3 separate regions of the Homo sapiens genome follow, and all the other regions are linked to region 3. A link is a loop called in an ENCODE intact Hi-C map of the cell type or tissue named here. Cell type or tissue: PC-3. All regions are shown on one strand. Region 1 has its middle 480 kb from the start of LINC01239. Region 2 has its middle 140 kb from the start of ELAVL2. Region 3 has its middle 330 kb from the start of ELAVL2.

Region 1 (2,500 bases), 370 kb after region 3:
TTGCCTTCCTTACAACCTAAGTTTGGCAGAAACCCTGCAGCATGTTCTCAGGGAAAAAGAAAAAAAAGCTTCGACATTTCAACCATCTGCCAGATATACCTATCAAATTATTCATTTCTGAGGCTGCTTAAGGTTATTTAAATTCATAGCTTTTCAAACTACTGACAAGGTTTGCACATTGTGAAGAAAATGAATATTGTTAAGGGTTAAATGGACAGCTTCACACTTTAAATGCATTATAAATTCACCCCAGGCACTCTCCTACTGATTTTTCTCTTTATTATTTTATTTTACAATCAGGGACTCTTCATAATTATGGACCATGCTGACAATCGGCATGACAACAGAAATATTCAAACAAAACTGACCCAGGTATGAGGCAATAGTTGCATTATACCTCCAAGGAAACATGCCTTCAGATACATTTTAGATATAGAAATAGTACTTCCAGAAACAAAGATATACAGCTGAGCCCCCAGCCTGCCTTGCTGGGCATATATACCCCACTCTGTCCAATTTATGTGGGTTGACGTGAAGACAGGCAAGACCACCCTTAGAAGTGGTCATTGTTAAAATGTAGGCCGTCTATCAAGAGAAATTGTCTCCCAGAAATCAATACCTTAAAAACTCTTGTGGCTAAATGTTCTGCCAGACACTTTCAAATTTTTATTATGCTGAAAATAGTGTAGAAATAGTAGAAGTTCCATTTATTTGATTTCTTTTTATCACAGTCGGCCCATCCTCGATCAAGTTTCATAATTCAAAGATATTAATTTACCACCAGGTGTAGTTCAAACGAATGTTGACCTTTGATTTACAAAACCCCTTAGATTTACTCTATGCCTTTCTTAAGAGAGTTCCCTTTTTCATATACCACAAGAAAAGGCCTGCAAAGTTGAGGACATGATTTAGGATGCTGGACCTTGCACCCCCTGGTGGCCAACACACATGCTTCATTATCTTTCTTTTTATTTGGTTTTGCAAAATTTGTTCAGCAAGAGATTGAAAAAATATTTTAATAAATTTTGATGCAAAGTGGCAATCATACAGTGAGAGCCTGACAAGTATAGTATGTTCAAAAATAATTACCCTTGGGCCCAGGATCTGTTATCGGGTCACTATAATAAAACCATGCTTTTTGCTGTCAGACATACATAGCAGAAAGACATTCCAATTCTGCCTCAGCACTAAACCCAGGCCAGTTACTTAACTTTTATGATCCTTAATTTTCTCAACTGTAAAATAGGGCTGATAATTTTATCTAGGTCATAGTGTTCTCGGATGCAATAAATGAGAAAATATATTACAAAGGCTTAGCTCTGTGATTTTGAAGTACTGGAGAAATGACTGCTGAAAGTGACAGTTGTAATATGATAGTTAATATAATATCACCATATCGGCATAATTGGTATAATGATAGCTGATAGTTGTAAATAATAGTTGTGAACAGTTGTATGCAAAATGGAGTTAGGTTTTATTGTATGAATTATGAATATTCTGTATTTACTGGTAGTCCTCAAGTTCAGATATATAGAAAGTAGAAATTGTTTTTCTTTTTCCCTCTGTCCATAGAAACGAAATCATAATTATGAAGAGCTGAGTCTAGACAAGCTTGCACGGGTCTGAAACTGTTCCTTTGCCCTGAAAACAATAGAAAATTGTGTGATTATAATAGCACTTATTAAATCAAAATACACAAATTTCTTATAAAATGTACAGTGTTATATTAGATACGGTTGAGTGAAATTTTGATTTCTTAGAAAATAATAAATACCCATTAAAAAAGACTTCTGCAAAAATAGGGGACATTTGGTCACTGGCATAGGCCTTGGCGCTTACAAGCAGCAGAGCTTACACAGCTATGTTGTCAGGTGTCCCAAGTTTGGATTCTGGTTCCATCACCTGAAAAAGCTTGTGACCACAGGAAATTTTCTAAATCTCTGTGCCTCAGTTTCCACATCTATGCTAGAGGCATAATTATAGCCTTTATCTCATAATTATTTTTTGAAGAATGTATAAATTCGTATGCAAAAGTGTATTCAAGGTAACTGACAGCCAGTAATAGTAGTACTATCTAACCCTGTATACACCTCCTTCATATACACTGCCTGGTGAATGTTTACTGACATACTTAAAGAATCCTTGAGTTGAATATTTTTAAGATGTTTAGTTCTGGGGTTATGGTTAATAGTCATCTTCAAGATAATGAGGAGAGAATGAATAGATTTTCTCTTCCACCTTTCAGTCTTAACAATAATGATAATGTAAAGCAATACATCGACTTTGGTTAGGGACAAATAGAATTTCCTAAATCTTGGATACTTTATACTTGAAATGAATTATTGAAGGAGGGAGTAAAATTTCATTTTGGAAAGAACTTTAAAAATGAGATTGCTAAAGGTGAGAAAGATATTTTTGAAGCCAATGATAGCTGAAGGTCAAGGGATGAAAGATTCTACTATCCTACCTCGCTTTTTACAAGTCATCTTCAGGAACACAG
Region 2 (2,500 bases), 190 kb before region 3:
GGCGTGAGGTATCTGGCTGGATAGTCTTGCTCTCTCTAAACATAAACTATGGAGTGACGATTTTGAATGTACTAATATAGTAAAGTACCCTGGATATTATAAGTATGCTTGATGGGTTTTACCCTACCTTAAGACTCACCACTATCTTAGGATCTTAAACTTAGTATTAACATTACTTTTGGTTTAAGTAACTAAAGATATGGGTGAAGACTACGTTAATACTCAGCCTCAAAATCACTCATAGGTGTTTTTTCAAATAAATACCTTATAGCAACCTTATAAATACAAGAAAACAGTCTATTTCTGCAGACATAAATGTGTGGAAGACATACGCCTTTCTGCTCTCCTGGAGCCTGTCATGCTCTAGAAGATTACATCTGTAAGTAACTACAGTAAAGTGTTGTACACAAAGTGCATTAAAAGAGGAGGAAGTGGGGAGACTCCTAATGTTGCATGTAGTCGTGGAGAAGGTTGTTCCTGGGATGGGAATGCTGAGCCACACAGAAGTGGCAGCAGTTGAGCTGCATCAGTAAGGGTAGGTGGGATTTTAAAAGATACCCGGGGAGGCAATTCAAGAAGACATCCCTGGGATCAAAGACATAGGCAAGCCTCTACCTCTATTATTTCTGGAGAATTAATAAGTCATATTCAGTCTAGACTTAGGAGTTTGTGCCCATGACTAGTTAAGTCTAAAAAATACCTAAACAGCAAAACTTTTTTTCTTGCCCATTTCTACTGCAACACTAAAAATTACTTGCCATGATAGGTTATGTGTGGTTTGGGGAGTTCCGTAGAACTTGGTAGGGACATTCCTCTCTTTTAAAAGAGACATTTATTTGGGGTGTGTCAGGCAGTCAGTGTATGTGAAAAGATCAAACAAAAATAGAATCTCTCCAGCAACAGAATACTGATCTTTTTCTCCCACTATTATACCTAAAAAACTCTATTGTTCAGATGATAAAAGTTATCATTTTTTAGGATTTATACTATTTCTAGTGTTACAGTACCTGATTCATTCCTTTCTTGGATATGAATTTTACACTCTTCTTACCTGTATCACTCAAGCATCACCTTCATCGAAGGTGAGGGAAAAATTATAAAATTCAAATACTTCTCAGATATATGCAAGATGAGGTTTTAGTTTGATAGGATGCCCTTTTTTTTTTTTTTTTTTTTTTTTGGTGTTTGGAAACTCAATAACCATTTCAATGATGAACCTTGCTGGGTTTTTTTAATCCTGTAAGGCCCTTTGACCTACAGGTTGTTGATAGCCACATGCTACCTCTAATGCTGATTTTCATGGTGTACTCCTTTTGAGAATGCTCCTCGTCCTGTTGAATGCATGCTTCAGAAACAACCCGCCCATCTGCGGATTTTCTTGCAGACATGATGAGACCAGCAGCCATTCTCAGGGTGACTCACTCTTTGGAATGAAACACAGTTGGCAAGGTAGTTTTGTTATCTGGATTGCGGGTTTTTAATTGCAGTGTGGCAAAGGTGCAGCAGCTGGCCATGAGAATGGGGGAGGGAGGTCATGACCCATAAATCTATGTAGGCATCCAAAAGATGCAGTGCTTCATTCCTTGGACCTTGAAGAAAAAAAGCAGCCCATCAGGAAGTACCATTGAGCACCTTGTTGAAAGAAAATCCCCGTACTTTTACATCCATGTTGTAGATCATCTATTTCTTTAAAAATGTTTTGTTATGCCTTAGGTGTAGTAGTAATTATAAGAAATAATGCAGATTTTCACACCAAGAAAAAAAAAACCTGGGTGACTATCAGAAAGGTTAAGCAGATATTACTAGAAATGCTGAAGCAGAAATTGCAGTTGTTACTTTATGAAATGTTCTTTAGTAGAAATTTCATCTCTTGAGAATGGTTGCTGCAGTGTGTTTTCTGTATGTAGAGAACTATATGTTGAATGTATTCTGTTTTTCAGGGGTTACTCTTAAAGAAGTACCTGTGTTCTATTCATACATTGCATAAAGAAGTCCTCTTTGCTTAAGTAAACTGCTACTTATGTTTTCTGTCTTAAGATGGCCTGAGGACCAGATGATAAGCCAAGCATTCGGTCTTTCCTACATAAAGGGTGGTAAGAACTTTTCATAAATTTAGTCTGAAACTTATCCTCATCCTAATAATGAAAATTTATTTTATTTTTTGCTGAAATAGTAGTACATTTTAAAAGTTGTGCTTCCCAAGCTCGTTTATGTCATGAGTGCCTGTCCTGAGGGGGAACCTTTATCTCCACACACGTACAACCACTTCTAGGCCAAGCAGCACACCAGGGCTTATGTGTGGGAAGCTCTGATTTAAATAGTTTACTTTTTTAAAATTTCCTTTCTTTCACTAAGTGTACATCAAGCATCTACGCTGTACCAGTCACTATGCTGTAAGATTTAGGCTGAAGACTTAATCTATGTTCTATTTCTCAGTCTGGTTTTGAGTTGGAAGACACTTCAGTGGTCTTGTTCAGCACACCTTATTTTGCAGATGTAT
Region 3 (2,500 bases):
AAAAGAGGTCACCACTGGGAGGTTTGCATCCATGACGTCAAATGTGCAATACTTGCTAATGTCAGGATGAGAGTGTGTGTGTGTGCGTGTGTGTGTGTGTGTGTTGACTCTAGCCTCCAGACGGCAATGTGGAAGGGAACAGGGGGAGGAAATCAATGTTTGTTGACCACCTCCTGAATGCTTCTCTTAATCTTGCGTCCTTTTTACCTGATGAAGCAGTCATATCTTTCTTCTATGTTAAGCCAGGCTATGAAGCTAAAACCAGAATTGCTTTGACCTCTCATATTTCTAAATTTCACATATGTATAGTTTTTCCATCTCATTCCCTTTTTAATTCCTTGAGAACCCATCATATGTCCCTGGGAGCTGGGCAGAAAGATCATTAAATACTGTTCAGGGTGGCACACAAAATCTCTTCTTCCTTTCAACCTTCAACTAATATTCCACAAATGGGTGCAACCTGTCTTTCCCCTCAGACTGTGTTTCTTTCCCTATGTGGAACTCCTCCATCCAGTTCCATCCTGAGACAAAGGATAGCTATTACTGTTTACTCATTTGGAGTCTGAACCTCAGGGACAGTTGTCCACCTCTTCAAATATTGTGTCTTCTCTGAGGTTCATTGTGTCATCTTTGCTGCCCTTCTGGTGCATCCAGGTGTGGCCAAAATTTGCTATAGATATATTCTTCAGGCCCTTGATCTGGGAACTTTGCCACATACGGATTATGTAATACTGAGTCACATGCATTGTTTTCCAAATAAGAACATAAATATATCTTCTGAACAAGGAAACTTTTGAAAAAATTTTTCCGTTGTTCTTCCTTCTATCCATCTAATCCTCACTCTTTTCCTCCGTCCTTGTCTGTGTCTGCTTCTTACTCTTTCTCTTTCTCATATCTGGGTAATCTGCAGCCTTTACATGATAACTGCATCATTTAGAAGGAGGACACTCAGAGAGATGGATAGTAATATGTGTGTAACATACTTATGTGTTAGAGATTGAGAATTTGGCACTCCCGAAAGATTGCACATGGAATCAAATCAGTCATTAGGTGGTTGCCACAGTTGGCTGGGTTCAGGCTCTGTAAATCGATGGAAATAGGCTAAAGGAAGATGAGTGAGGCTAAGTACTAATTCCAGGCTTTCCTCTAGAGGGAGCTGATGATCAGGCTAGAGGAAACCAACATTGAGACTGGTCAGACTAGTGAGGAAGCTTTACATGTAGGCAGTATCACAAGACTGGATGGGGGTGAGCTATTAATCCTGAGCCTGTGAACTTAAAAGCCATCAGAAACTCTTACTATAATATCAGAGAAACAACTACTACCTACCTCATCTTAATAGTATATATTCCATGGTATAGAAAATGCTCTAGTGCTAACATTCTGATTTCAGCCCTGGAGACTAATTCAAATATTTTATGAAATTTCAACCATCTATTTATCTATCTGATTCCTATTAAAATTTAATATTTGCTGAGTTCATATTATGTGTCTAATGCTGTGTCAGATATTAGGGTGCAGAATTTAAATGTCATTGTTTCTAACTTCAAGGAACTTACATTCTAATGGTGAAAATAAATACAGAAGCAGCTGGTTCCAATCTGGTGCAAAAGTGGTGCTAATCTGAAGATTTATATAACAGATAAAGTATATAGGGGATTAGCATGAGGTATTGAAATACATATATTTTCAAACTACCTATAGCTATCTCAGGAAATTAGGGGACAAGCAGACAAGGCAAGAAAGAGGGGCATCATGAAAACCCTATAATCAGGGGTCCCCCCTCACCTGCAATCTAAACTCTGCCTGACATGCAAACCTCATCAAGCCACCATTGATTCTTAACTCCGACTGTTGGTTCCCAGAACATGCCATGTTATTTTACACATTCATTCCACTGTGTATGCTGTTTCCCCCACTTGACATGCTGTCTTCTTTCATTCTGCCCTCTTTTGTCCACCCGGGAAGGTTTAACTTCTTCAAGCATGAGTTTGAGTAATTCCTTTGTGAAAATGTTCCTATTTCTCTCTCTCATCCTTCCTTTATTCCTTATCACTATCCTTCATCCCACCATTTGCCTACCTCAATAATAAATAGCACCTGCACACTATTCAGTAGTTTTCTTCAAAAAGTATGACCCTTCACTGGCACTCTAGTTCCAGCCCTCCAGTGGCTTACTCTTTGGATATGATCTGAACACTTTGCCATAACCCATAAGAAATACACTGCATGGCCTCTGACCAGTCTCTGTCATTACCTTTTTATACTTTCTTGGTCACTCCTTTGGTCTAACAACACTCTCCTTTCTGTTTCCTCAAACACACCCAAATTTCTTTGCTCTTTAGAATGTGTTTCCCTAGGATTTTAGATTGCTTGTCTCCTCCTTTATTTGTCATTGGGTGTCAGCTCAGTTATCACCTATTTAGAGATGTCTTCTCATCCTGTCTGAAGTGGTAACTCCATCCACATTTGCCAACACATCACACTTTCTTATACTCCT

What was found. A loop is a pair of places that touch in the nucleus more often than their neighbours do. Peaks named below come from ENCODE experiments on the same cell type or tissue, not always from the same donor. Only the 100,000 strongest peaks of a DNase experiment are listed, where the experiment ranks them.
Region 1: it touches region 3 in a loop (18-fold over the local background); 34 of 110 quality-filtered maps call a loop at or near these places.
Region 2: a loop joins it to region 3, with 4 times the contacts of the local background. A loop is called at or near these places in 3 of 110 quality-filtered maps.

What each region holds. Positions count from the first base shown.
Region 1 is chr9:23,121,666-23,124,165 of GRCh38, reverse strand. No RefSeq gene overlaps it. Among named protein-coding and RNA genes, the nearest start is that of LINC01239, 480 kb to the right of the region's middle. In PC-3, a CTCF peak has its summit at 941 (motif pointing left); a DNase peak (open chromatin) is centred at 905.
Region 2 is chr9:23,685,400-23,687,899 of GRCh38, reverse strand. No RefSeq gene overlaps it. Among named protein-coding and RNA genes, the nearest start is that of ELAVL2, 140 kb to the left of the region's middle. In PC-3, no CTCF peak of the experiment used is centred here; a DNase peak (open chromatin) is centred at 1,429; H3K27ac peaks cover 2,263 bases.
Region 3 is chr9:23,490,977-23,493,476 of GRCh38, reverse strand. No RefSeq gene overlaps it. Among named protein-coding and RNA genes, the nearest start is that of ELAVL2, 330 kb to the left of the region's middle. In PC-3, CTCF peaks have their summits at 1,126 (motif pointing right) and 1,127 (motif pointing right); DNase peaks (open chromatin) are centred at 696 and 1,146; H3K4me3 peaks cover 485 bases; H3K27ac peaks cover 1,525 bases.